Regions from separate parts of the Homo sapiens genome. Here region 2 is linked to region 1. The links are chromatin loops, found by intact Hi-C in ENCODE. Cell type or tissue: CD14-positive monocyte. All regions are shown on one strand. Links, peaks and the distances in the headings refer to the core of each region. The heading gives the core; the rest is flanking DNA. Region 1 overlaps STKLD1 (serine/threonine kinase like domain containing 1). Region 2 holds the start of LOC124902294 (a long non-coding RNA gene).

The links. A loop is a pair of places that touch in the nucleus more often than their neighbours do. Peaks named below come from ENCODE experiments on the same cell type or tissue, not always from the same donor. Only the 100,000 strongest peaks of a DNase experiment are listed, where the experiment ranks them.
Region 2: it touches region 1 in a loop (3-fold over the local background); 7 of 110 quality-filtered maps call a loop at or near these places.

The regions. Positions count from the first base shown.
Region 1 is chr9:133,403,171-133,412,294 of GRCh38, reverse strand. STKLD1 (serine/threonine kinase like domain containing 1) reads right to left here. Exons shown (of 18, transcript NM_153710.5): 15 at 8,467-8,595; 16 at 8,247-8,375; 17 at 7,366-7,506; 18 at 6,199-7,043. The coding sequence ends at 6,874. It overlaps REXO4 (REX4 homolog, 3'-5' exonuclease), which reads left to right. Exons shown (of 8, transcript NM_020385.4): 5 at 1,222-1,310; 6 at 3,453-3,527; 7 at 4,414-4,488; 8 at 5,223-6,233. The coding sequence ends at 5,342. Among named protein-coding and RNA genes, the nearest start is that of REXO4, 10 kb to the left of the region's middle. RefSeq lists an enhancer at 7,177-7,677. In CD14-positive monocyte, for the core only: CTCF peaks have their summits at 5,123 (motif pointing left), 5,323 (motif pointing left), 8,032 and 8,233 (motif pointing right); a DNase peak (open chromatin) is centred at 5,304; H3K27ac peaks cover 470 bases.
Region 2 is chr9:133,231,945-133,248,625 of GRCh38, reverse strand. LOC124902294 (a long non-coding RNA gene) reads left to right here and starts at 10,323. Exons shown (of 2, transcript XR_007061830.1): 1 at 10,323-11,297; 2 at 15,017-15,350. RefSeq lists enhancers at 8,371-8,980, 8,981-9,590, 9,256-10,229. In CD14-positive monocyte, for the core only: CTCF peaks have their summits at 9,344 (motif pointing left) and 9,354 (motif pointing left); a DNase peak (open chromatin) is centred at 9,365; H3K4me3 peaks cover 858 bases; H3K27me3 peaks cover 429 bases.

The DNA.
Region 1 (9,124 bases), core at 1,125-9,124:
GTCATCCACAGCTCAGGAACTTAGAAGGGAAAGTAGTAACTGGATTCGTTTTCTCCCTTTTGTTCCCTTTTCTGTCTGAGACCACTCACTGCAGCTGGTTTTGATGCGTCTTGTCTCCTTTTGGGGCGATGGGTTTTAAAATACAAAAGGCATCCTTAGACGGCTTTACACCCATTTATGCCTTGCACTTCATTGCCTCCTGTCCGCTGACTTCAAGACCAGGCCAGTAGCTGGGCACGGTGGCTCATGCCTGTAGTCCCAGCTACTCAGGAGGCTGAGGAGGGAGGATTGCTTGAACCCAGGAGTTCAAGTCCAGCCTGGACAACATAGCGAGACCTCATTTCTAAAAAAAATTATTATTTTTTTTTGAGATGGAGTTTTGCTCTTGTTGCCCAGGCTGAAGTGCAATGGCACAATCTGGGCTCACTGCAACCTCCGCCTCCTGGGTTCAAGCGATTCTCCTGCCTCAGCCTCCCGAGTAGCTGGGATTACAGGCATATGCCACCACACCCGACTAATTTTGTATTTTAAGTAGAGACAGGGTTTCTCCACATTGGTCAGGCTGGTCTTGAACTCCCGAACTCAGGTGATCCGCCTGCCTCCGCCTCCCAAAGTGCTGGAATTACAGGCATGACCCACTGCACCTGGCCTTCTAAAAAATATTTTTAAAAAATTAGCTGGTCCCACTTGGCTCGGGCCACCCTTGGTCTAATCACCCCTGTTCGGGGGGTACAAGTGGGGTTGGTGGTGGGGTGGTCCCCAGAAGCAGGCAAGGCTGCCTCTGGAGCCCAGGGCCTAGGGCAACACATCTCTACCCATTTTTGTGGGGGCAGTTTTGTTTTTATTTCCATTTGGGAAATTGTCAAGTAAATCATGAGGTTGAATAGGCAGAACCACGCTGCCAGGCGGCTCTAAAAGTTTCTCAGTGCCTACACTCAACATATGCTCTCCTCCAGCCATGAGCCGACTTTGCAGACTGTGTGGAGCACTTTATTCCTCTCCTCAGAGGTGGTTCTCGCAGCCACCCCTGCCAGGGGCCCACAAGGCACTTCTCCCAGGGGGGTGGGTGGATGTGGTGGCTTCGAGTCACCCTCCGTAGTGGCATTGCAGGCCTGACCATTTGTCTTAGGTCTGACCAGGGGTAGGAGCGGGGCTGCCTCCTCACAGAATGATGGTGATGTGTGTGTTGCAAAAAACCGCTTCTTTGTGTTGATTTTCCAGGAGAAGAGCTTGAAGTTGTTCAGAAGGAAGTGGCAGAGATGCTGAAGGGCAGAATTCTAGTGGGGCACGCTCTGCATAATGACCTAAAGGTACTGGGCTCTCTCCTGGGGACTCAGCCTGCCCCTGCTCCGTGGGTGTTACACTCACGCCCTTGCTGTGTTGGGGAGTTTTAACAATGTGTGGGTTTGTGCTCTATGTTGGGAATACTTTGGTAATAATATCAGATACCGCGTGCTGAGTTCTTACTGTGTTTTAGGAGCCATGCCAGGCTCTTGTTTTGAGAGCCCCCAGCGAAACTGGGGTACCCATACCAGAGCAGCTGGCAACCCCGCCCTAATGAGAAATGAAGGTGCTGATACCCCTTTTACCTGGAGGAAGGCCTAATGTCCAGTTGTCCCATCCGTGACCAGGGTCCCTCCACAGGAAACAAGTTTATCCTGGCAGATGCCCTGTGGCCCATGTTCAGGTTACGCTTGCCTAACCATCACCCTGGCCCTGGGAGCTTGCCTTTGCCTTCTTTCTGGCGTCCCGAGGAAAATCCCGCCTGGGGCAGCCCCTGGTTCTTCAGATGGAAAGTGCAAATTCAGACACCACCACCGTGGGAAACAAGTTCAAAGACATATACAGACCCTGGGCAGGGAAGGCGTCATGGGTGGGGAGGGCAGCCTGCCATCTCCTGGTCACCCGAGGCAGGAATGAAGAGTCAGGCAGAGCGAGTACGTGTGTATTTACAGGAGAACAGGGTGGGGGTCACTTTGAGTTTATGGGCAAATGCCTGGATGTTGGTTTAAAGGACACAGTGGGAACAGCGGGGAGGCCAGTCTGCTAGATGGGAGAGACACTTAAGTTGTCACCTCTGCCCACCGGCTTGAAGCACTTGGGTGTGGTGAGGAACTTGAAGCCGTTCAGAAGGAAGTGACAGAGATGCTAATGTTCAGGCAGCAGCCTTTGCTATGGTGCTCCCGTGACGGCACTGTAGAGATCCCTTGAATCCATTGAAGATGCTGGAGGTGTTCATGCTTGTTTACAGAGGGTGAAACTGAGGTGAGAACCCCCCGGGCAGTGTCCTCACAGAAAGGTCTTCTGTGTGCTCCTGCTGTACCCCCTCAGAGACTGCTGCCGTGGGGACTCGTCCTTCCCTCCTGACTCTGACTCCATCCCTGGCACCTTGCGCAGCACATGTTCAAGTCTTTCTTGAAGATGATGCTAAGGACCAGACACAGTGGCTTATGCCTGTAATCGCAGCTTTTTGGGAGGCTGAGGCTGGAGGATTGCTTGAGGCCGGGAGTTAGAGACCAGCCTGAGTAACATAGGGGAGACCCCATCTCTATAAAAAATTTTAAAATTAGCCAGGTGTGGTGGCGTGTGCCTGTTGTCCCAGCTACTCAGGAGACTGGGGTAGGAGGATCAGTTGAGCCCAGGAGGTTAAGGCTGCAGTGAGCCATGATTACCCTATAGCACTGCAGCCCAGGTGACAGAGTGAGATCCTATCAAAAAACAAAACAAAACAAAAAATTGCATGCTAAGATTGCAAGATGAGCTGTTAAAATGTGTTATTTGCAACTTCCTGATGTGTAGAACCAACTCAAAATACAAGTATAATATAGGAATAAGTTGGTTGCTGGTTAACTGTTGACTGTTTTTCTCCTACTTCCTTGATTTCAAGATTTTGTTTTTATTGTCTCTGACTGTTGGGCATCAGCTTAAGTCAGTGCAATAAATTTCCTTCTGGAGTTGAAATTCATATCAGTGCCTTGTTTCCATGTGTGTGTGACACACTTGGATTCCCTACAAGATGTTACTTGCAGGGCAGCCGCGTTGGCTCACACCTGTAATCCCAGCACTTTGGGAGGCCGAGGCGGGTGGATCACCTGAGGTCAGGAGTTCGAGACCAGCCTGGCCAACATGGCAAAACCCTGTCTCTACTAAAAAATACAAAAATTAGCCAGGCATGGTGGCGGGCACTTGTAATCCCAGCTACTCGGGAGGCTGAGGCAGGAGAATCACTTGAAACCTGGGGTCGGAGGTTGCAGTCAGCAAAGATTGAGCCACTGCATTCCAGCCTGGGTGACAGAGCAAGACTCCGTCACACACACACACACACACACACACACACACACACACACACACACACACACAAAGATGTTACTTGCAAAAGGTGGCGGGGGGAGGGGGTTCTGCTACTACAAACCAAAAATGAAAATGATTATCATTATATTTTATTTTTCTAGGTACTATTTCTTGATCATCCAAAAAAGAAGATTCGGGACACACAGAAATATAAACCTTTCAAGAGTCAAGTAAAGGTACTTAGAATGAGTGTGACTCAAGATACTGTATTTCTGTTTTGCTGGTCACTTCATTGTTTCTGGTCACTGGTGGCTGACTTGTTGGTTAAAGGGTTTTTGTTTTTTCTTTTAACCTTTAAAACTAGAAGGAATGTTTAAAAATAGAGTTCTGCTAATTGCTGACCTTAAAAATGATTGCAACGGAGGGCAAGTTATTTCCACTCTAACCTCTGAAACAGGGTCACTGACTAAGGGCCTGGTACCACTGTCGTATCTGCTCTAGAGGGTGCCAAGGGCAGAGCCGTTCTTCATCCTTTTTTTTTTTTTTAGACAGGGTCTTGCTCTGTCACCCAGGCTGGAGTGCAATGGCATAATCTTGGCTCACTGTAACTGCCACCTCCCAGGCTCAGGCAATCCTTCCACCTTAGCCTCTGAAGTAGCTGGGACTGCAGGCATATGCCACCACCCCTGGCTAATTTTTTTATTTTTATTTTTTTAGAGATAGGGTCTTGCTGTGTTGCCCTGGCTATTCTCAAACTCCTGGGTTCAAGTGATCTGCCCTCGTTGGCCTCCTAAGTGCTGAGATTACAGGTGTGAACCACCATGCCTGGCCAGAGCTGTCCCTCTTGAAATAAGCAGGGAGGCCTCAAGATGGGAGATGGGGATGCTGACTCCTCCCCTGGCCCTCTCCTTTTATTGGCTGATAGGGGTGTATCACCAGCCCATCATGCTATAAATGGCAGCTGGTGGCTACCACCCTAAGTGCCATGAGCACCTCTCCACTGAGAGGCAAACTGTAGGTCGCTTGGGTGAGGTTCAGTAGCCAACCGCTCCCTGCTTGGTGGGGTGACCCTCTTTGGGCCGAGCCTGCAGAGGCCCCCACCCGCCTCTTCCCCCTTTGCAGAGTGGAAGGCCGTCTCTGAGACTACTTTCAGAGAAGATCCTTGGGCTCCAGGTCCAGCAGGCGGAGCACTGTTCAGTAAGTGTGTCCTGTGGGGTAGTTCATGGGGTTTGGGGCGGTTTCCCACCTGGAACCAGACATGAGTCACCTGACACAGACATGGGGGAGGTGGGGCTTGGGCACCTACTTATCCTACGAGGCTATTGGTCAAAAAAAAAAAATGGTAGAGCGGAGTTACGGAATTTTGGTTAAATTCTAAATATGCACATTTAACGAATTTAACACTTAACACAAAAGTACTGCATTCTCGTTATTTGGAGAAAAAGTTGCCAAATAATTACAAAGGGTCCCCCCACCCCCGCAGCCCTCCAGCCCTGCCCTGCCCGGCCCTGCTGAGCAGCTGGCTCTGCCTCTGTGGAGCAGTCACCCCCTGCCAACGTGGCCTCAGTGCTTTGGGCCCTTTTTGCCCATCTGCTTGGTCCTTGTGCCCCTGTGCCCAGCACCCAACCTGCCATCACCCTGCACTCAGAGACCTAAAAAGGCAGCGTGTTTGTTGCTTCTCCTCTTTGGGTTTCCCTTTCTTCTCCTGGGAGGGGTGTCTGAGTCACAGAAGTGTGGGGACCATCAGGTCGTTGCTCCCTCTGCTTCTCTTGTGTCCTCCCTCCCCGTCCTGGTGACATCTCGTGGCCAGGTCCATGTCTCACTCAGTACATCTGTAGCAGAGTGGCTAGTGGGAGGGCTCAGTCATTGTGGGGTTGACTGTGGGCTGCGGCTATGCCTCGTCACCTGCTGGGATGTTTCATGTCGTCTAGATTCAGGATGCCCAGGCAGCAATGAGGCTGTACGTCATGGTGAAGAAGGAGTGGGAGAGCATGGCCCGAGACAGGCGCCCCCTGCTGACTGCTCCAGACCACTGCAGTGACGACGCCTAGCAGTCCTGCCCTGCTGCTGCTGCCGCCCCGCTACAGAGGCAATGTGACCAGTCACAGGGACAGATCACATCTCCCCAGAGTGGCAACTCTGGTGAAACCTTTTCAGAATCATGGCAGAGGGGCGTGGCGTGGTGCTACTGAGAAGGTCCTCCTTCCTCTTGACTTTGTGGTCTGAAACCTGGTCTTACTGTCCATGTGTGTTTGGGCCCGGATGGTCAGGGTGGGGAGCAGGGACGGCCATGGGCACGCCTGGCCACGCTTTACCGACTGCTGACCCCCTGGGCCAGGTGAGGTTGGGGCCTGTGGGCCGCCAGTCCATACGGTGCTGTCACTGCCCATCTTCGGTGACACCCTGGGGTGAGGTGCTCAGCACCTTCCTCTCGAGGAGCCACATTTTCCTCCTTTGTGTTAGGGGACATAACAAGCTCTGCTGGGCTTGAGGGACCCAGACCAGGTGTCTGCAGTCAGCTCCTGAGACACAGCTGGCCGGCACAACAGGTGTTACATCAGGGGTTTCCTGTGGCCGTTTGAACTTTGAGCATTTATCTAAATTAAATTGGCCCAGGGTTGGCTGGTGGGTCACCCAGCAGAGGCTTCTCCCCATAGCACGAGGATGTGTTGCCTGGGCACGGTGACTGCGGTTATTCCTGGAGGTCGGCAGACATGCCAACCTTGGGCTATTTGAGCTGGAGAAGCTATGTGATGCTAGCCGGTGGCTTTCTGGGCTAGGCCCCAGTTTGAGGCTCCCCTGGGAACTAGAGCCAGGAACAGCCAGTGGCACTGACAAGGGGACGGAGTCCAAGGCGTTATTGGGCCACCTGACAGCTGGACAGAAAAGGGGCAGACACACCGAGGATGCGATTTAAAATAAATGCAGATGTTTACTTGGAATGGAGCCTGTGGAGGCTCAGTGTTGACTCTCATCTAGAATGGTCTGGAAGGACTGCTCTGTCCAGGGGCGAGGTCTATAGAGACTGCAGAATTAAGTATCCCACTGGCCAGTCACAGCCTCTTGCCAGAAATGATTAAGGCAGAAACTGGCCTTGGGCCTCTTTATTAGTCACCTAAGAGGAGTGTGAGATGCGCATTCTGGTGCTGGATGACCCTTCCCCCCACCCCAAGGGAAACAGTGGCCCATGGAAAGGAAGGACAGGGAGAGGGCACACGTGGAGGGAGGGGCCTGTGGGGTATCTGTCTTCTCCCCCGCATCAGGGCTGAGCTGCTTCCCCACCCAGTGGGCTGGGAGAGGTGGCTGCCTCCAGCCTCAAGAGCACTTTTTCCGCGCAAGAAACCAGTTCCTGGAAGGAGGAAGCAGGCAAGTCAGTTTTCGTGGACAGTCCCCGGGTCCAGGAGCAGTTACTCATGTGACTCAATCCAGCAGTCATGGACAGGAAACTCTTTGGAGAGGTCTGATTACCCCTCCCGTTTAAGATTGATTTTGGCCCAGTCATAGAGATGGGATAATAGGCAGGCAGGAGAGCAGTCTTGAAAACTATACACGTGGAGATCAAGGTCAGTTCCATACAAACATCTATTCCAGTCCCCCAGACGTGGTGCACCCCAGCTGGGGGCTTCCACCTGGAGGGAGGCCTGGTTTGCTGAAGGCGCTGCTGTCACTCACCAGGCTGGAGGTGAAGCGCTCCTTGATCTCCTGGAGCAGGGCCTTCATACTACTGGACACCAGCTCCGGCAGGATCTCCTCTGCAGGTGGAGCAGGAAGGTCCTGAGGCCAGAGTCCTTCCTGTGCCCCTTGCCAGAAGCCCCAGAAGGATGAGAGTGGGTCACATTCCCCCTTGGGCTTGGCATGCACAGAGCCACCTTGCAGTTCCGGAGCCCCAAGCGTCACCCTCAGCCAGGACAACCCCTGGTGCTCAGAAGATGCCAAATGAGTGGGAAGTTTAAGTGGGCCGAGAAGTGGGGTTGAGCCCACCTTCCATGTGCTCCTTCCCTGTCAGTTATAGGGGGAGCGGGGCACCCCTGACCGCTGGGCTCTAGGGAGTGTGAGGTGAGAAGGGGTTCTCACCATAGGAAGCCAGGTGGACCAGCAGCATGCCCACGTTCTCCACCACCTCCGGGTCGTCCCTGTGGAGCTGGTAGGTCTCCTTGATGAGGCTGAGGCCACTGCCGCCCTCCTCCTGCACCACCACCTTGAAGGCCGCCAGCTCTGGGGGATGGGTGGGAGTGGGTTCATTCCCTGCTTTCCCCTGAAAGGGAAGAGCCTTCTGCCCAGGACGGGATGGGACCCCAGAGCTCACACAGGGGCCTGGGACAGGACAAGAGACGGGACCCAGGAGGCCCCATCAGCTTGGGCGGACCAGTAGGCTGGCATGACCTGAACAGGACCATGCAAGAACAGAGGAGGCAGCCCCCCCAGAGCCAAAGGGGTCGTTGTCACTCTGGGGAAGATTAGGTAGTACAGAGGTCAAGACCATGAGCCCGGAGTTGCCAGGCACCAGCTAGTGTCTTGGCCAGGCCCAGGATGCTCTCTGAAGGACTGTGCTGTGGGCCGAGCGTCGGTTGTGCTGTGCTCAGCGCTGGGCCCAGCCTGTCTAGCTGAGTAACAGGCAGGGTTTGTGTTGTGGGGAATTGGAGACACTGTTTGCAGAGCTGTTTTGATCAGTCACGGTGTGCCTGCATGTTAGGAAACCTGTGCAGATGTGATGTGTTTATGGACAGAGAGAGGGTCACAGGGTAGCATAACGCAGAGACAAGAGTTTATCAAGTGTGCGTGAAAGTCTTGATGGTGATTTCTGGATGACTGGACTTCAGATCGTTTTTAATTTCTTTTCCTTTTTGATTTGTTGCTTCTGTTTTTTGGTTTGTGGCACCTGGCAGATGTAACTGATGGGGGCTGATTCTTGCCCCCACCTCTAGGTGGCAGCCTCGTCCTGTCCCCAGGCTCACCTGACACCTTCACCAGGCTGGCCAGTCCCCGGTAGGCATTGTTCACCAGCAGGGCTCTGTCCTGGCACAGCCGGATGCTTTGCAGGAGCAGCGCCACCACTTGTTCAAACTGCTGCTCCTTGATGCAGCCTGCAGAAAGGGGCCGGGCTGCCTTGTGCCTGCTGTGCCATGAGGCCCACCCCTCCCAGCCCCAGGGGCCCAGGGCGCCCACCCAGCTCACCCAGCAGGGACAGCAGCCAGAAGACTCCGCAGCTGGCTTCTGCCATTTCCCCATCCGCAGGGTAGGTGGCCAACACCTGGCTGATGAGGTCCGGGACCTTCTCCAAGGGGGCCTTGTTCACAATGATACCTGGAACGAGGACAGGGATGGAAGGGGACACCCAGGCCTTGGGTGTGTGCAGGGGGGCCTTCCCATCCCCCATCTGCTGCCTTCCTCCAGCTAACGACAACAGCAGAAATGGGGTGGGAAAGGTCAACTGTCCTCAGAGACGGGTGCAGGGGTTAGCCCAGGAGAGGCTTGGAGAATCCCACACTTTGGGTGCTGGCAGGGTTCTTGGGTTTCCCGGGCTTTCCGTGGTTTGGAGCTCTCTTTTTCCTGGGGCGCTGGAGTGCCAAGATGGGGTCTAGAGGAGAGGAAGCAGCACAGGCCAGGGGGCCCCCTACTGTGAATCAAAAATCAAAACAAACAGGGCATCCAGCACCACACCACCGCTGCCCTCTGGAACCAGGACTGCCCGGAAAATCCCAGGACATTTCCCTGGGCAGGAGGCACTTAAAACTGAGGGGTCTGCCCACTGGGCAAGAAGTCCTGAAACCCGGCCTCTGCCAGAAGGCCTTTCTCCCCTGCCTTTTCTCTCTCTGCTCCTTGATTTTCTTCT
Region 2 (16,681 bases), core at 4,799-12,798, 170 kb after region 1:
CAGAGGCGAGTGAACTAGAGCGACTCCATGTTGAATAGGGACTGGGTAAAATGAGGCTGAACCTTCTGCACTGCATTCTCAGGGGGTTAGGCATTCTTAGTCACAGGATAAGATAGGAGGTTGGCAGGATTAGTATCACAAGATACAAGTCACCAAGACCCTGCTGATCAAATGGGATGCAGTAAAGAAGCCAGCCAAAACCCACCAAAACCAAGATGGCGACAAAAGGAACCTCCAGTTGTCCTCACTGCTCATTATGCGCTAATTATAATACATTAGCTGCTAAAAGACACTCCCACCTGTGCCACAACAGTTTACAAATGCCATGGCAACGTCCAGAAGTTACCCCATATGGTCTAAAAAGGAGAGGGACCCTCAGTTCAGAAAAATCCCCTCCCCTTTCTTGGAAAACTCACAAACAATCCACCTGTTGTTGAGCCTATAATCCAGAAATCAGTATAAGTATACTCAGCTGAGATCCAAGAACCCTGTCTTGGGGTTTGGACTGGGACTCCTTTCTGGTAACAATACTAGGGTATACGGAGCCCCCACATCCCCGGGCAAGTGGTGCAGAAGCCGGAGCCATCAGCAGCCGCCCCTGGCAGGCTCCTGTGTGGACTCCTTGCTGCAGGGCATTTGGTTTACCAGGCGTGAGAGACCCACACGTGAAGCGCTAGCCCAGCCCCATCACCGCAGCACAGCCTCACCACTGCAGCCCAGAAAAACCACTGCAGCCCAGACACACGACTGCAGCTGAGGCCCATCACTGCAGCCCAGACACACCACTGCACCCACTGCAGCTCAGCCCACCACTGCACCCCAGCCCCACCACTGTAGCTCAGCCCGACCACTGCAGCCCAGCCCACCATTGCAGCCCAGACACACCACTGCAGCCCAGCCCACCACTGCAGCCCAGCCCCACCATTGCAGCCCAGGCCCTGCAGTTGTCCCTACTAGGTCTGAGTGGAGGAATCAGAGAGAAAACTCTGGAAAGTGCTAGACACAGGGGAGGCCCTCAAGGAATGGTGGCTGCCACTGGGAACTCTGTTTCTGTGGTGCTTACTGGACAGATAGGCTCCTTTGCAGATTTTTTTATTCCAAAACTAAGCTCCCATCACCCAGTCCTGTCCTCCCTGCTGGCAGAGCTTGTCCCTGGATCCAAGCTGTCTCCTCTGCACCAAATCCGGTGGCCTCAAGTCCCAGCTCTGCTTTGCACAGGGGCTTTTCGAAGCCCTGTCTCCCCTGCTGTGAGATGGGGGTCACCCAGCTGCCCCCCAGGGGGTGGTGTTGCTGACGGAGCAGGTGAAGACAATGCCAAGAGCTGCGCGTGGTCTGGCTTTCCCAGGCTGGATGTGCCCCTCTGATCCTCAGTCTCCCCACATGGACAATGGCTGATGCCGACCACCCACACTAGGTTTGCCCCAGAGTCAAAGTGAGCTCCTTGAGGACAGGGAACTGACCCCCACACAGGGCCCCCCAGGATCTGCTTGAGGAGGCACCAGGCAGTTCTCCCAGAAGGCAGGGCGTGTCTTCAGAGCTCTCTGGGTTGAGTGGGCCTAGGCCATCGCTGCCTCTGCCCAAGTCTTTCTAGAGGCTTCCCAAGTACCAGAGCTGCCCTGGAGGGCCAGAGTTACCAGAAAGTCCAAAGGGAGAAAGTCAGAGAGACACCAGCACACCCAAGAAGTCCAGGGCCTTGGGGACACTAAGGGTGAACTCTGTGCTGTGAAGGGCAGGCCTGGCCCGGAGAGAGGGAGCCTGCAGAGGAGACGGGATCTCTCGGTGCTCTTCCGAAGAAGCCCCTGGATCTCCCACTGTGTTCTGCTCTCCCGGGCGGGCAGGTGTCAGGATGGCGCCTGGTACAGCTGGTTTTGGGCAGAAGCCCCGCCCGTGGCCTGCACGTTGGGTGTCTGCGTGTTGGGCCCCTGCTCTGCAGCCTCAGCAGGTACTGTGACGGGGGATGGCCGGGCAGGGACCTACCTGGCCAGCTCTTTGTCTCAGCTGCCTTCACACGGCAGGGTTTGCTTTGCGCATCCCATCCCTGTGAACATACAGGTGCGATTAGTTTGCTGGTTTGTGGCAGGGTGGTTTTTTCTTCTTCCTAAAAATGGATTTAGTAGATTTTTAGCTTCACAGGTTTCATCTGAACCAATGACTTGGAATTTAAGACAATGGCTACACGCTTTTGACTGGGTTTGGGATTTGTGATCCGAAACGGTTCATTTGTTATATGGCTAGAATATGACATGACTTTTCATGTGTTTTAAAAAATATAATGAGGCGGCGGCTGCGTCCACGTCGACCAAGACTGGAGCGAAGTTTAAGGAAGGGACAGAATCGCCGGGGAGTGCCCTTGTTGTTGCTGGGGGACTCCCAGCCTTCCCTGTGGCCCGAGAAGGAGAAGCAGTGGCTCTCTGAAGCAGGCATGGAGAGTAGAAAACTGGAGTTATTAGCATACCCTAGTACCTCTTACAACTTTCCCTTCCATGTTAGCACTTTAGTGCTGGCTTCTCAGTTTTCTTAACATTGAGACAATAAATGTGTGTTGTGTCTTGTAGATGGCATAAAGAGTAAATAAGAAGTTTTAGAGTTGTTCTGGAAAATGTCAGAATAAATCTCCACTTGAGTTGTGTATTCTGCTAGTCCAAGTGGACAGCAACTTCCTGCTACCCTCCCTTGCAACCTTGCAGACAAGTCTCTCCTCTGAAGAACGAATTAGATTTAGCTAATTAGAATTAATCCTTGCTTTCATCGCCATCATCTGTAAAATACTTTGTTGGGTAGACCACTTTATACCTTTGCAATACGGTCTCCGTGGGTAAAAAACAAATATCTGTAATGCAGACAGGAGGATGTGAAAAGTTCTGTTGCACGTGTTTTTTTTTTTTGTTTTTTGTTTTTTGTTTTTTGTTTTTTTGAGACAGTCTCGCTCTGTCCCCCAGGCTGGAGTGCAGTGGCGCGATCTCGGCTCACTGCAAGCAAGCTCCGCCTCCTGGGTTCACGCCATTCTCCTGCCTCAGCCTCCGGAGTAGCTGGGACTACGGACGCCTGCCAACATGCCCGGCTAATTTTTTGTATTTTTAGTAGAGACTGGGTTTCACCGGTTGCACGTATTTTTAATTCTGTGGCTGTCACATGATAGAGAATGGAATTGAATGGAGATTTCCCTTTTGCTTCTTAGGGTTGGAAATATTCCCATGAAAATGTTCAAATTTGGAATTTGAAAGCCACCAAATGAATCTTTATGTATAAATCCTTGTAAATGATAGATTCCATAGGTGAGACTTTTATGTATTTCAGGTGGGAGCCTACTGGCATATATTTTTAAATGTTCATATTACTTAGAATCTCCAATAGGAAGTCTTTATTTGAAATAGTTGAATCCGTGTTCTAGTATTTTCCTTTCAGCAAGATCTGTTAGGTTTTTACCCCTTCAAAAATAAGTTTTATTTCATCTGCAAATTGTGGCAATGTTATAGCGATCAGAAACTACGTAAGGAATGTTATATAGGCTTGTCAGTTCCCATTTATCTTAACAACAATAAATATCACATTTCTTCTTTTGAAAATGACACATATTTAGGCCAGGCGTGGTGGCTCACTCCTGTAATCCCAGCCCTTTGGGAGGCCGAGGTGGGCGGATCACGAGGTCAGGAGATCCAGACAATCTGGTTAACATGGTGAAACCCCGTCTCTATTATAAATACAAAAAAATTAGCAGGGCATGGTGGCAGGTGCCTGTAGTCCCAGTTACTCGGGAGGCTGAGGCAGGAGAATGGCGTGAACCTGGGAGGTGGAGCTTGCAGTGAGCGGAGATCGCGCCACTGCACTCCAGCCTGGGCGACAGAGCAAGACTCCGCCTCATAAAACAAAACAAAACATATTTAAACACTTAGAAAATAAAGTTAACACTTACTGAAGTGCCGGTACTACACTGTCCTAGTACTAAAAGGAAGCAGGTTGGAACATACATATGGCCTATCATTTATAACAGAATTAACTTGTTGAATGTCTGTAAATGATTTTTTTTTGCAAAGGAAAAAGTTGATCCTGGAAAAGATTGTTGTGCATAGTTATTAGTCATTTGTAACCTCGCTTAAGTGTTTCTCAGTTGTTCAACATAGACACTTTTTTCTCCTTACCATGTATTTTTAAAAATAGTCTATTACTTGACTTTGAACGTAAAGCTTTAATCATAATTTCCCACGTATACATAGTTCATCTGACGGTAAGCTGGATTTGAAGGTAGGGGTTTCAGCGTTACTTAAGTTGGTAGCTGAGGGTATCAGGCATCAGTTCATGCAATAAGACAAAAAAATATATATCCTTTGCTTGCCAAGGGGTAGAGTGATGTGCATTTATCTGTTTTCTGTTCTGTAAGTTTAGACTTTCAAACCATTTTGTAAACCAACCCTTGGGAAATTTGAAATTACCTTATAACTTAAGACTCTGTGGTCTCTGGAATCACCCTATCTGTTTCTTTTCTGCGTAGGTATTTATAACATTGCTGTTTGACTATAGCGTGCACTCTGAAATGTTATCAGTGGAAATTTGTTTGAGTTTCATTAATGCTATTTCACTAGTTAGACATAATTACTTCTACCAGTGTAAATGACACTGATGCGCACAGAGCTTCCAGATCTTTCAGACTCAACTACTAGGTCAATTAGTTTGCATAATAAAACTTGGCAGTTTCTACAAGCCTATTATGACAAACCAGGAGCTAATTCTGTAATGAAAAACTATCCATTCTGAATGATAGGGACGTAATTATTTGCTGCTGCTGTCCTTTGTAAATTTTGAACATGACATTATACTCTGTGCCTACTAAAGGTATCCTCTGGAGTTTTTTGAGAGGAGGGAAACTGGAAAATTAAATTGTATTTTTGCCAGAAGACTCTTACTTGCATGTGTCTCAGGGTCTTCAGTTTTTCTAGAAGTTTCCATATCCAAGGTTCAGAGTTCATGTGAAATACTTCTTTGGGAGAAAAAAATCCTTCATTCCTGGTATTCATTGGATTGGAAATCTGCAGCAAAATGCTGTTTAAAATTACTATGTGGTTTTTCTATCTTATCCTTAGCTCTCTGGCTATTGAACTTTTTTTTCTTCTTTGAAGTTAGCTTCAAATTTGCTTCTATGCTAAATTACCTGTAAATATTCTGGATAGGAACTATTTGAAATAGTATTTGTTAAAAGAAATGATAAAATGAAAATGTTCAAACTACAGAGATTTTAAAATGCCATAACGATCTTGCAAGACTAACTTTAAAATATACTATAAATGATTATTATGATTTTGGTGGTAACGATCCCCCACACACAACCGCTGTGAAGAAATGACGCCACATTTTCCCCTATTGTACCAAAAAGATAAAGATGGTAAACATTAATCAAGGTATTTTGTATTGTCAACGCGTGCATATTCTAAAGAGTTAAATGCCAACTCAGCAGCACTGGCTTCCTGGCTGGTCAACCATAGGAAACCTCGTTCATTTCTCCCAGTGTTGTGATGTTCATACTTCTACAATCTTCCCTGTCATGACTTTAACTTCTACGTTTCATTAACCATTCCTGATGTTAGTTCTCAGAGCTTCTTCTTTTTTTTTTTTTTTTTTTTTTGAGATGGAGTCTCACTCTGTCGCCCAGGCTGGAGTGCAGTGGCCCCATCTCGGCACACTGCAACCTCCGCCTCCCGGGTTCAAGCGATTCTCCTGCCTCAGCCTCCCAAGTAGCTGGGACTACAGGCGTGCGCCACCACGCCCAGCTATTTTTTGTATTTTTAGTAGAGGTGTGGTTTCACCCTGTTGGACAGGATGGTCTCAATCTCTTGACCTCGTGATCCGCCCGCCTCGGCCTCCCAAAGTGCTGGGATTACACGTGTGAGCCACTGCCGGTTCTTAGAGTTTCTTAAGGCAAAAATAAAATTATTCAATTCTGAAAAAATATAAATAAATAAATAATAAAAAATATAACGAATCTGGAGGACTGCATGGTGTCCTATAGCGTGACGGTTAAAAGCTTGGGCTTTGGAACCAAGTCGGCCTCGAAATCGCAGCTTTGCTGCTGCCTGGGCCACTGGACCTTCTGAGCGTCGTTTTCCTCCTGTGTCAGCTGAGGGTGGTGACTTGGGCTCCCGCTCAGGGGTTGAAAGAGATTCTGCAGCCTCTGGAGCTGCCCCTCAGCGCATCATCACTGGGTCTGCTGTCCTCGGTACCTGCCTGGGTGGAGGTTTCTGTGACTTCTCAACGGAAGTGGCTGTCTCAGGCGAACGCTGTAACAGTGACCATCCCTTGAGGTGCCTGTTTCTTGCTCTGTTTTTATTTAAAGATCTGTGGAAATGTAGAATATGAAAAATGAACTGCAATATTCGGGATGAAAATGGACTAGGCTAAGTATTCCTGATTTGAAAAAACTTTTATCTTAGGTTTAGGGGATCGTGTGCGGGATTGTTATATAGGTAAACTCCGTGTCTCGGGGGTTTGGTGTACAGGTTATTTAGTCACCCAGGTAATAAGCATAGTACCCGATAGGTATTTATTTTTGATCCTTTCCCTACTCCCACGCTTCACTCTCAAGTAGGCCCCATTATCTGTTGTTCCCTTCTTCGTGTCCAAGCACTCCTGATTAATGAGCCTAAAGAAATACTGAAAGAACAAGCGAAACACATCTGTTCTCTTTCCTGCTACCCTCTCCGCATGTCCCCCTCTCTCTAGAAAACAATGGTTTTAATCTTGGCTGCATGTTAGAGTCACCTAGGGTGCTTTTAAAATTCCCTTTGCCAGGCGCCACACTTGAACGTTGTGATTATTTGCCTGGCCCAGGTGTCAATATTTTTTTTAAGAGATGGGGGTCTTTCTCTGTTGCCCAGGCTAGAATGCAGTGGCGTAATCATAGCGCACTGTAGCGCTGAACTCCTGGGTTCAAGAGATCCTCCGACCTCAACCTCTTGAGTAGCTGGGACTACTGACACGTGCCACCATGCCTGGTTAATTTTTAAAAAGTGTTTGTAGAGATGGAGTCTTACTATGTTGCCCAGGCTGGTCTCTTAACTTCTAGGCTCAAGGGATCTCCTGCCTCAGGCTCCCAAAGTGCTGGGAATATAGGCGTGAGCCACTGCGCCCGGCTGGCATCAGTATCTTTTGAAGTTCCGATGATTCTACAGAGCAGCCACAGTTGACAACCATTGCCCTAGAATCATCGTCTTCACTCACATTTCATTTTTAAATGACCGTAATTGAAAAGACACATTTGGTCACGAGGAATAGGAAATGGACAACTCACATCTCATACAAATCACAAGTACCTCCTGGTGGAAGCAGCAGGCCTCTGGGAAGGTTCTAGAAAGAATGGGTCCCTGTGTCTGAAGCTGTGCTTCTGAGCAACTGCCTGGCTGGGGCGCCCCTGCTCACTGGGTGGTCACTGAACTTCACACACTGCTCCCCAGCTATGCTTTCCTCCTTCATGCTTCCTTCTTGCTTGACCGGACTCCAACAAGGAAGCCTCTTTTTCTTCATGATTAAAAGAGTAATAAATGGTCATGGGAGAAAAATAAAGTCATATAGAAGCAGACAGGCTGGGTGTGGTGGCTCATGCCTGTAATCTCAGCACTTTGGGAGGCCAAGATGGGTGGATCACTGGAGCTCAGGAGTTTGAGACCAGCCTGGGGAACATAACGAAACCCCATCTCTACAAATAATGCAAAAAAAAAAAAATTAGGCATGGTGGCGCTCTCCTGTAGTCCCAATTACTCGGGAGGGTGAGGTGGGAGGTTCACTTGAGCCTGGGAGTTGGAGGCTACAATGAGCTGTGATCAGGCCACTGCATTCCAGCCTGGGGGACCCAGCCAAACCATGTCCCAAAATAAAATAAAATAAAATAAAATTAACATAAACATAAAAAAGGAAGGAGATGAGCAGAAAGTAACCACCCACCCCCAAAAGCTCCTCTACCTGGGACAGTAGGTTGGGGGAGTGTGGCACCCTGGAGCCAAAGGTCCCAGGCTCCTGTCCAACTCACTACAGGCCATCTCTGCTCTCTAACCCCAAGCCTGAGTTTCCTTGCCTGTAAAATGGAGAGGACAGTAGAGCCTGCCCCTGGGCCTGGGAATGAGGAGTAAAGGAGTCGGAGCATTACTGGCACGTGGGGCGGCAGAAGTGCTGTGTCCTGTTTTTACACACATGCGCAGCTGTAAAACGGTTTATTTTATTTTTCATTTTTTGACAGAGTCTCGCTCTGTCGCCCAGTGCAGTGGCGCGATCTCGGCTCACTGCAAGCTCCGCCTCCCGGGTTCACGCCATTCTCCTGCCTTAGCCTCCCGAGTAGCTGGAACTACAGACACCCACCACCACGCGGGGCTAATTGTGTGTGTGTGTGTGTGTGTCTGTGTGTCTGTGTGTGTTTAGTAGAGACGGGATTTCACCGTGTTAGCCAGGATGGTTTCAGTCTCCTGATCTCATGATCCACCTGCCTCGGCCTCCCAAAGTGCTGGGATTACAGGCATGAGCCACCGCGCCCGGCCAAAAGGTTTTTAAAAACATGAAATGAGTCATTCTGTGCACACCATTTTGTTGTCCCGACTTTGTGCCCATAGCTGAGTTTGCCAGACGAGGGACCCCCAGTCAGCACCGTGGGCTCAAGAGAGGGCAGCCTCAGAATCTCAGGTGGCCGGACTCAGGGCTAGCCCTGGTGTCCTGGACAGTGCCCAGACCTGAAGGCCGCAGGGGCCCCCTCCCCCACACCGCCCAGAGTGAAAGCTCCAGAAACAGCTCAGGGCCTGAGTCGGGAATCCCTGATCCCTAAAGTGGAGTTACAGAACTTTCAGGGCTGTGGGGAGGATGATGAAAGGGGCTCGGGGCGGCAGCCCCGTTGAGTCAAGGGGGAGTGCCCAGCTTTGACATTTTATCCACAGGAGGCTCGGAAGGGCAAAGTCCCATTTCGCTTCCATCTGGCTTTCCCGCCGCTTGCTCTGTGTGCCTGGTTTTGTTTTGTTTTTGTTGTTGTTGTTTTGAGGGAGTCTCGCCCTGTTGCCAGGCTGGAGTGCAGTGGTGCTATCTCGGCTCACTGCAACCTCCACCTCCCGGGTTCAAGCGCTTCTCCTGCCTCAGCCTCCAATGTAGCTGGGATTACAGGCGCCCGCCACCACACCCAGCTACTTTTTTGTGTTTTTAGTAGAGACGAGGTTTCACCATGTTGGTCAGGGTGATCTCGAACTCCTGACCTCAAGTGATCCGCCCACCTCAGCCTCCCCAAAGTGCTAGGATCCGTGTGCCTTTAACTCCTTGCCTTTAGGAGTCGCCGTGCTGTAAGCAGCACTGCCCCGGGGTAAGGGCGGGCGCTGGAGACTGGCAGTGCTCACCAGCGCCCCCAGCTGGTAAGTATGGCAGTCATCGAGCCTGGGGGGAACGGAAAGCACCACTGGGATTTCTCCCCGCTGAGCTGGGCAGTTCTCTCCTCTGCCCAGGGCGCTGCCGTGCCCCCAGAGGGCTTTGGGAAATGTGAGTTGGCTCTTGTGGCTGTTCCTATGCCTGGGGAATTTGGAAGAGACCAATGTCATTGGGAGGGACAGAAAGTACCACGCACTGAAGAAGTGTGCCCACTTCCCAACCCCATGCCCAGGGTGCTCAGGAGAGGACCACTGGGAAGACCGCGGATGAACATTCCAGATCCCCTCGGGGAGAGAAGGCGCTCCTAGCCAGCTGGTCCTTGAGCGCACGCGCACTCCGTGTTGGAGCCCATTTAGAATAAACATTCAAACCCTCAGAGCCCACTGGAGGGCTCAGGGCCTTTCACCTTGGCTAAGAAACGATCCCCACAGCCTTGAAGCTGGGTGGAAGCTCAGGTAGGTGGTCAGGGTCCCTGGGTCAGCCTGTCTGCCCAGCTCCAGGCAGCTTTCCTGATCCTTACAAACTCCGGGTGCAGCTCCACACCGCCGGGTCCCGCCCACCGGCTCCGCTCCGACCACGCCCACTCTACCCCTCAACACAGCCTTGACCCTGCCCCACTGGCCCTGCCCCAACCACGCTCATCCCACTCCTCTGCCCCGCCCTTCTCGGCCCCGCCTCCCCCGCTCAGCTCAGCCCCCACTGGGCCTGGACCTCCCTGGTTCCTGTCTATCCTCCCCTCCACCCTGCCCTCTCTAACCGAATCCCCGCCCCATCTAGAGCCCTAACCTCTAGATCGGCCGGGGGTTCATAGATCATAAGCCAGGCCCTGCTGGTGACCTGGAGGCCGCGGACAGCCGCCCTTCACCCTGGTGGGGCCACCCTGCCAGGAGCTGGCCTGGAGGCGGGGCCCGGGGCTGAATTTGGGGTCGCTGCTCCCACTGCCCACGGTTCTTCCCCCAACCCTGCCCAGCTCTGGGGGCCTTTCTCTCATCTCTCTCCCTTTTGTTGTTGCTGAAAAATGCTGCTGTTTTTCTCGTGGCTAAGTTATATATGCTCTTAAAAAGTAATGCCCGGCATGGAGGCTCACACCTTTAATCCCAACGCTTTAGGAGGTGGAGGCGGGAGGATCGCTTGAGCCCAGGAGTTCAAGACCAGCCTGGGTAACAAAGTGAGACCCCATCTCCATAAACAAACACATAAATAGTAAGAACTTGATAAAGGTCTGAGAAAGAAATTAGAGATCACTGTGAATCCTTTCCATGCTGACATTTTGGCACATTTTCCCCAGGCTGCGTGAGGCCCAGGCTGAATGTGCACATTGGCATCTTGTTTTCTTTATTAACATCATTTCAGAAGCATTTTCTGAGATGAGTACAAACTGAAAACATTCTTCTGAACACCTGCATGGAGCCCTCTTTTCACACATGACCCTGTGATGGGCCAGCTGGGCTTTGGATAAAAAAAAGAAAAAAAGGAAAAAATGATTAGAGGTGATCCAGTAGCGCGATGCTCCTCCCATCTGAGGCAAAGGAAGAAGAAATAATTTAAAAATGTTCCCAGAGCAAAAACAGCCGTTTTCTAAAGAATGGCCCCACAATTGGTTCAAGTTGAAGAGCCTCCCCGAGGAATAACAGCTTCGTCATCCATCTAGTTCAGGCGTTGTTTCTATAGTAACCTGTGACGTGGTCCCCTTCCCAAAACACAAAACAAAACAAAAAACAGAAACAAAAACAATGAATCCCTGAGAACAGTGAGAAAGAAAAAGCTCTTGCTTCCTTTGGCCTACGGAAGGGTGTGGCTGTTGAGCTGAGCCTTGGAGTTCCTGGGTTTGCCGGTTTCCCCCTCTGGCAGTGCTGGGGGCTTTGAGCCAGCAACCTCAAAGAATGCCCATGCCAGGGAGGCCAGCATGCACGCAGGTATTGATGTTGGCTTTCCACGGGTGCAGTGAGCCGCATAATGGTTTGGGGTGAGGATTTAAACGTTTTGAGACAGGAACGGCTTGCCTCTGTTTTAAAGATCAGCTGCTGCCATTTCAAAGATACGTTCTGTTACTTTGCCAAGGGGCCTCATTCCATGTTGCTGGGAATCAGCAGCAGTGCTGCTCTGATGTGGCTGGTGGCCGTCCCAAGCCCCCATGCCTCCCTGACCTCTCGCTGCCCAGCACTTCCCGCTCCAGGGGTGCTCTCACCAGCCATGACTCCCCCTCCCGATGCCTACATCCCCCGCCTGTCTGCTGTGCCCTGTCCACAGCGCCCTGTCCACAGCACAGCTGGCTCAACACATGTGGCATCCAAGCCGGGCACCGTGCTTTGCCTCACACTGCTGAGTCCACCTGGCCTTACATGCCTTGGCTGGAGTCCAGGCGTGGGGCAGGCTTCGGGGATGGTGTCAAGGACTGGGCACTTCCTGCCTCTCTCCTCAAGGTCCCCAGGGCTGCCTCATCCCAACTGGGTCCCCTGCTGCAGTTCTCAGATGCCCTCTGCATGTTCCTTCTCTGGGCTCCGTGGCTCATTCCAGAGCAATCACAGACCAGAGGGACGGCGCCCCATTAGATCAATCAGACAAGCCCTGGAGTGGGGAGTGCAGTCACCATCCATGAGGGTGCGGGTGTGTTGGGGGGATGCGGGGAGGGGAATGGATGCCGCGTCAGCCACCAACAGCCCTGACGGGCCCCTGACTTCCTGCACTAACATTGTCCCTGTGCTCACATCTGCCCAGTACCACTGGGGCCATTCTCACCTACGGCTCTACCAGGTGCCCAGGAAATGCCCCCAAACGGGCAGGATGCTCACAAGGCAAGGCCACCTGCCCTGAAGGACGCGGGGGCCACAGGGTAATGGAAAGCAAAGGGATGGGGGAATTATCCCCAAATCAGTCACACGCCTGATGGCAGCCCTGTCAAAATCCCTAGGGAGGTTTTTTGTTTTGTTTTGTTTTTGGAGGGGGATGACTTTGTAGAGAAACTGCATTTTTTCTTAAAAATGTAAAATGATCTGCAATGCAAATATACCATGTTCTGTTTAGGGCAAGTAGCCTCTTCTGATTTTGAGTCTACGAATAATCAGAAGCACTGAAAATTCCAAAGCAGGAGTTAAAGTCCTCAGCAGCGCTTGGGTGTGCGGTGGGGTCCGTGATGGATGCTGAAACCGTGGGCTCCAAAGGCCAGCACAGGAAGGAAGGAGAGGGCCTCAAAGGAGGGGGCAGGTTGGACCTGGCCAACCCCAGCGTGGCACCCTCAGCCCTTCTCAGCTCCCAGTGCCTCTTAACATTGCTGGCAGGTGTGAGCCTGGGGTCGTGCTAGCCTCTGAGTGAGCTCAGCCCCTTACCATTTCCAGCCTCACCTTCCTCTCCCAAGAAAGTGGCATGAGGGTAACAGCAACCTCATGGGAGTGCAAGGCTGGCACAGGCTTTAGCCGCATCTCTGAGCCCTTTCACCAAAAAGGACTCACTGAACCAAAGAGCTGCACAGAACATTAGCATCCACCCCCACCCCAGAGAGGGCTTCCTAGTGCTCACCTGGGGGAGGGTGTGTGTGCAGGTGGGAGGACGGAGATCGTGGCCTCCCTCCATGTGGCTCGTGGTATGAAGACCCCACCTCAGACATCTCCTGCCTCCCAGGTGGCAGCTGCCTGAGTGGTGGGTGGTGGCTGGAACCAGGAGACCCAGTTCTGCCTGGCTGGGCCTCAGTTTCCCAGGAGGTGACCTGGACAGGGTCACGCTGCCCCATCTCTGTGGCACCTGGCTTGGGACTCCCTCCCTCCCCGCTGCTCTTCCTTCTCCTTACTCCTGGGGTCTTCCAGGAAAGTGCCGATCCCGGAGTAAGATTTGGGGGGCAGTTCCTTTGCTGGCCTCAAGCCCCCTGCGCACTCCTTCCCCAGCGGCAGAGCGAGGGCATCCGGTCCTCCAGGAGAAGAGCTGGGCTAGGAGCTTAGTGTGTTCCCCATGTCACGGGGCCTCTTCCACCCCCTGACTCATGGACCCCATGCTGGCCACGCTGCGGAGGCCTGCCAGGCTTCCAGATGCCGGCGACTCCCCTCCTGGGGCCAGCCTTCTGGAAGGGGGTGTTGAGCCCATGAGGAGCTCCATAAGTGGGGAAGCAAGTGGGGACGGCCATGTCCACAGCATCACCTTGGCAGCTGATGGGCGGGAGGACAGGTCCAGGCGGCCTCCAGGCACGTTCCTGTTTGTGTGACATTCACCGTGACATGGTGCATGCCGTGGCACACAGGGTCCTGTGTTCAGATAAGCCAGGGCCTCGGAGGAACTCAGGCGGAGGAAAGAGCCGGAACACAAACACAGCGCGACCTTTCCCGGGAAGCGGCCCCTCCAGGAATGCGCCCTGGGCCCCCCTGCCAAGCCCTGGGCCTCCATGGCCAAGTACCCCTCACTTCCACCATCCGCGACTCGGTTCACTCCAGTTGAGCCCCAAGAGCCTCTGCTGAGCCCAACCCGGAAGGGCGAGGGAGCCTCGGTGGCCAGAGAGGGCCGAGGCCTGTTGGGATGACTGCACTCCTTCAGGACAGGCACCCTCTGTGACGGGGACATGCAGGGACCACTGCGGCTGCCCTGGCCCAAGACGCCCTGGAGGCCAGGCGGGCAGGGCCCCTTCATCCTTCAGGAGGTGGGACTGGGCTGGGTTTTGAAGGATGGCAGCGTCCAGGTAGACTGAGGGCACAGACAGGGAAGGCCACACAGGCCTAAAAGCACACAGACTTAGGCGGGCGGGAAATGTGAGGTCAAATCCTGGAGCCCTCGGAGGGGGACTCAGGAAATCAGATGCTCAGTAGGGGGCCGAGTTTGGAGCCTTGGCCTTGGGGCAGGCGCCGTGTCCAGCAGAGGGGCTGCTGCCCGCCACGGCTGGCCTTGCCCTTGGCATTGGCCCCAGGGAAGTGCAGGGCGCAGGAGAGATGCCACAAGGCCCTTGGGTGTTCTTCCCGCAGCTTCCTTCGGTCGCAGGCGGATGACGCATCTTTGTCACTGCATCCACGTAAGATGCTCTGTTAGAAAAAAGACAGGAAGGAAACTGTTCCAACTCGCGAGTGAGTCACTGGGGAGGTGGGATTGGAAGTGATTTTCTCCCCTCTTCCAGCTTTCTAAGATTTATAACACGTGTGCATCCTTTAAACTCGTGTCAGGAAGCGACCTCACTAGGGCATTGTGTCTGAGCAGGAAGAATCTCAGGACTCCCTGGGTTTACTCATTTGAGCGCCAGCCTCCAGGAGACGGGGCAAAGGGCTGCTCGTCCTCCGTGACCAGGCGGCCCCTCTGCCTTTGTCGCATGTGTGGTCAACGTGGTGGCTGAAAGGCTCACGTGTTCCTTAGCCCGGGGGACCTGAGAAACCTGACCGTCACCGTGTCTCTGTAGCCTAGTTGGTGGCCCGGCAGTGGACAGAGGCCCTGCAGGCCACCAAGGAGGACGGAACCCCAGGGACAGAGGAGGAGCCGCAGTGCAGGGGGTCCAGGCCCGCCCACAGCCCCACCCTCGGGACACCCCAACCCCTGCACCCTCTGTGCTTGCCTTGGGGCATTTGCTTTTCAACTCCACAGAAAATATTGTGACAGTAACGTGGGAGCAGCAAGAACCCAAATAAAAGAACGTGTCATTCACGCTGCCTCCCTTTGTCCTGAGCTGCAGGTACCAGCACATCTGGGCACTTTCTCCATGGTCCGCTGTCCTAATCCTGACTATTTCAGCACCCAGGGAGCAAGCCAAGAACAAAAACACCTATCATCCATGCCCGGCATTAGAAAATCTCATTGTTGGTGAGAATGATGGTTTCCAGCTTCATCCGTGTCCCTACAAAGGACATGAACTCATCGTTTTCTATGGCTGCGTAGTATTCCATGGTGTATATGTGCCACATTTTCTTAATCCAGTCTATCATTGATGGACATTTGGGTTGGTTTCAAGTCTTTGCTATTGTGAATAGTGCTGCAATAAACATACGTGAGCATGTGTCTCTATGGAAGCATGATTTATAATCCTTTGGGTATATACCCAGTAATGGGATTGCTGGATCAAATGGTATTTCTAGTTCAGCAAACTATCCCAAGGACAAAAAAACCAAACACCGCATGTTCTCACTCGTAGGTGGGAACTGAACAAGGAGAACACTTGGACACAGGAAGGGGAACATCACACACCGGGGCCTGTCATCGGGTGGGGGGAGGGGGGAGGGATAGCATTAGGAGATATACCTAATGTAAATGACGAGTTAATGGGTGCAGCACACCAACATGGCACATGTATACATATGTAACAAACCTGCACGTTGTGCACATGTACCCTAGAACTTAAAGTATAATAAAAAAATATATATATAAAAATTAAAAAAAAGAAAATCTCATTGGTATATATTCAGATTATTTTAAAAGGAAATTAAACTCACAGATATAGGCAGGAGTAGATGGATTTTGTGGGGCTTAAAATATATGTAAACTTTAGGGGTTACTTTAAATAATAATAGCAATATGAATCCAAATTAGATATGAAAATAAATATTTATTTGAAGTGATAAAACAATCACAAGGCTCGCACATGAAAAAGCTGATAGGTGCACTAAACATCATCAAATGGAAGAAAAAAACAAGATTTGATTAGTTACTCCCTGGGATACCTCTGTCAAACTTATTTTTTCTATATCTCTTGGCTGCTACCCCTTGATTATTGCTTCGTGTTAAAATAATTTTTCTTAAAGAGAATGGAAAGATAACAGCCTTCCCTCTGACGTGAGGTTCAGGTTGGTTTCTCATCATCGGTTGGGGGCTGCATGACACACGCGGTTGCCGTCACGATGTGCGTGTAGTGATGCTGCCACGGGTGTCACCCCGTAAGCAGCAGCTCCGATCAATTCTCCTTTGCGAGGTGACCACCAAAGGACTGCAGAGCTGGCCGGGCATTCGTGCGTGTTCATGACCGAGAACTTTTCACACAGAGAGGACTTCTGTCCTGACGAAGGAGCGCAGAGCTGGCCGGGCATTCGTGCGTGTTCATGACCGAGAACTTTTCACAGCTAGGACTTCTGTCCTGACGTCTTTATTGTATAATAGTTGCGTTTAAGGCTGCAGACTTCAAGTTTATATTTCTCTTTATGTAACACTCTGTTCATTGTTGATTCTAGTTTATTGCATTGTAGCTACAAAGGGCAGGCTCTGCTGCGTTAGTTCTGTGAAGTTCCCCATATTGCCTGGTATGTGGCCTATTTTAAAACTATTCCATGTGTATTTAATAAGAATTAGCAATTAAGAATTGTTCATTGTAACAATTATAACAATATAATTGTTTACCTTTTGAGGCAGT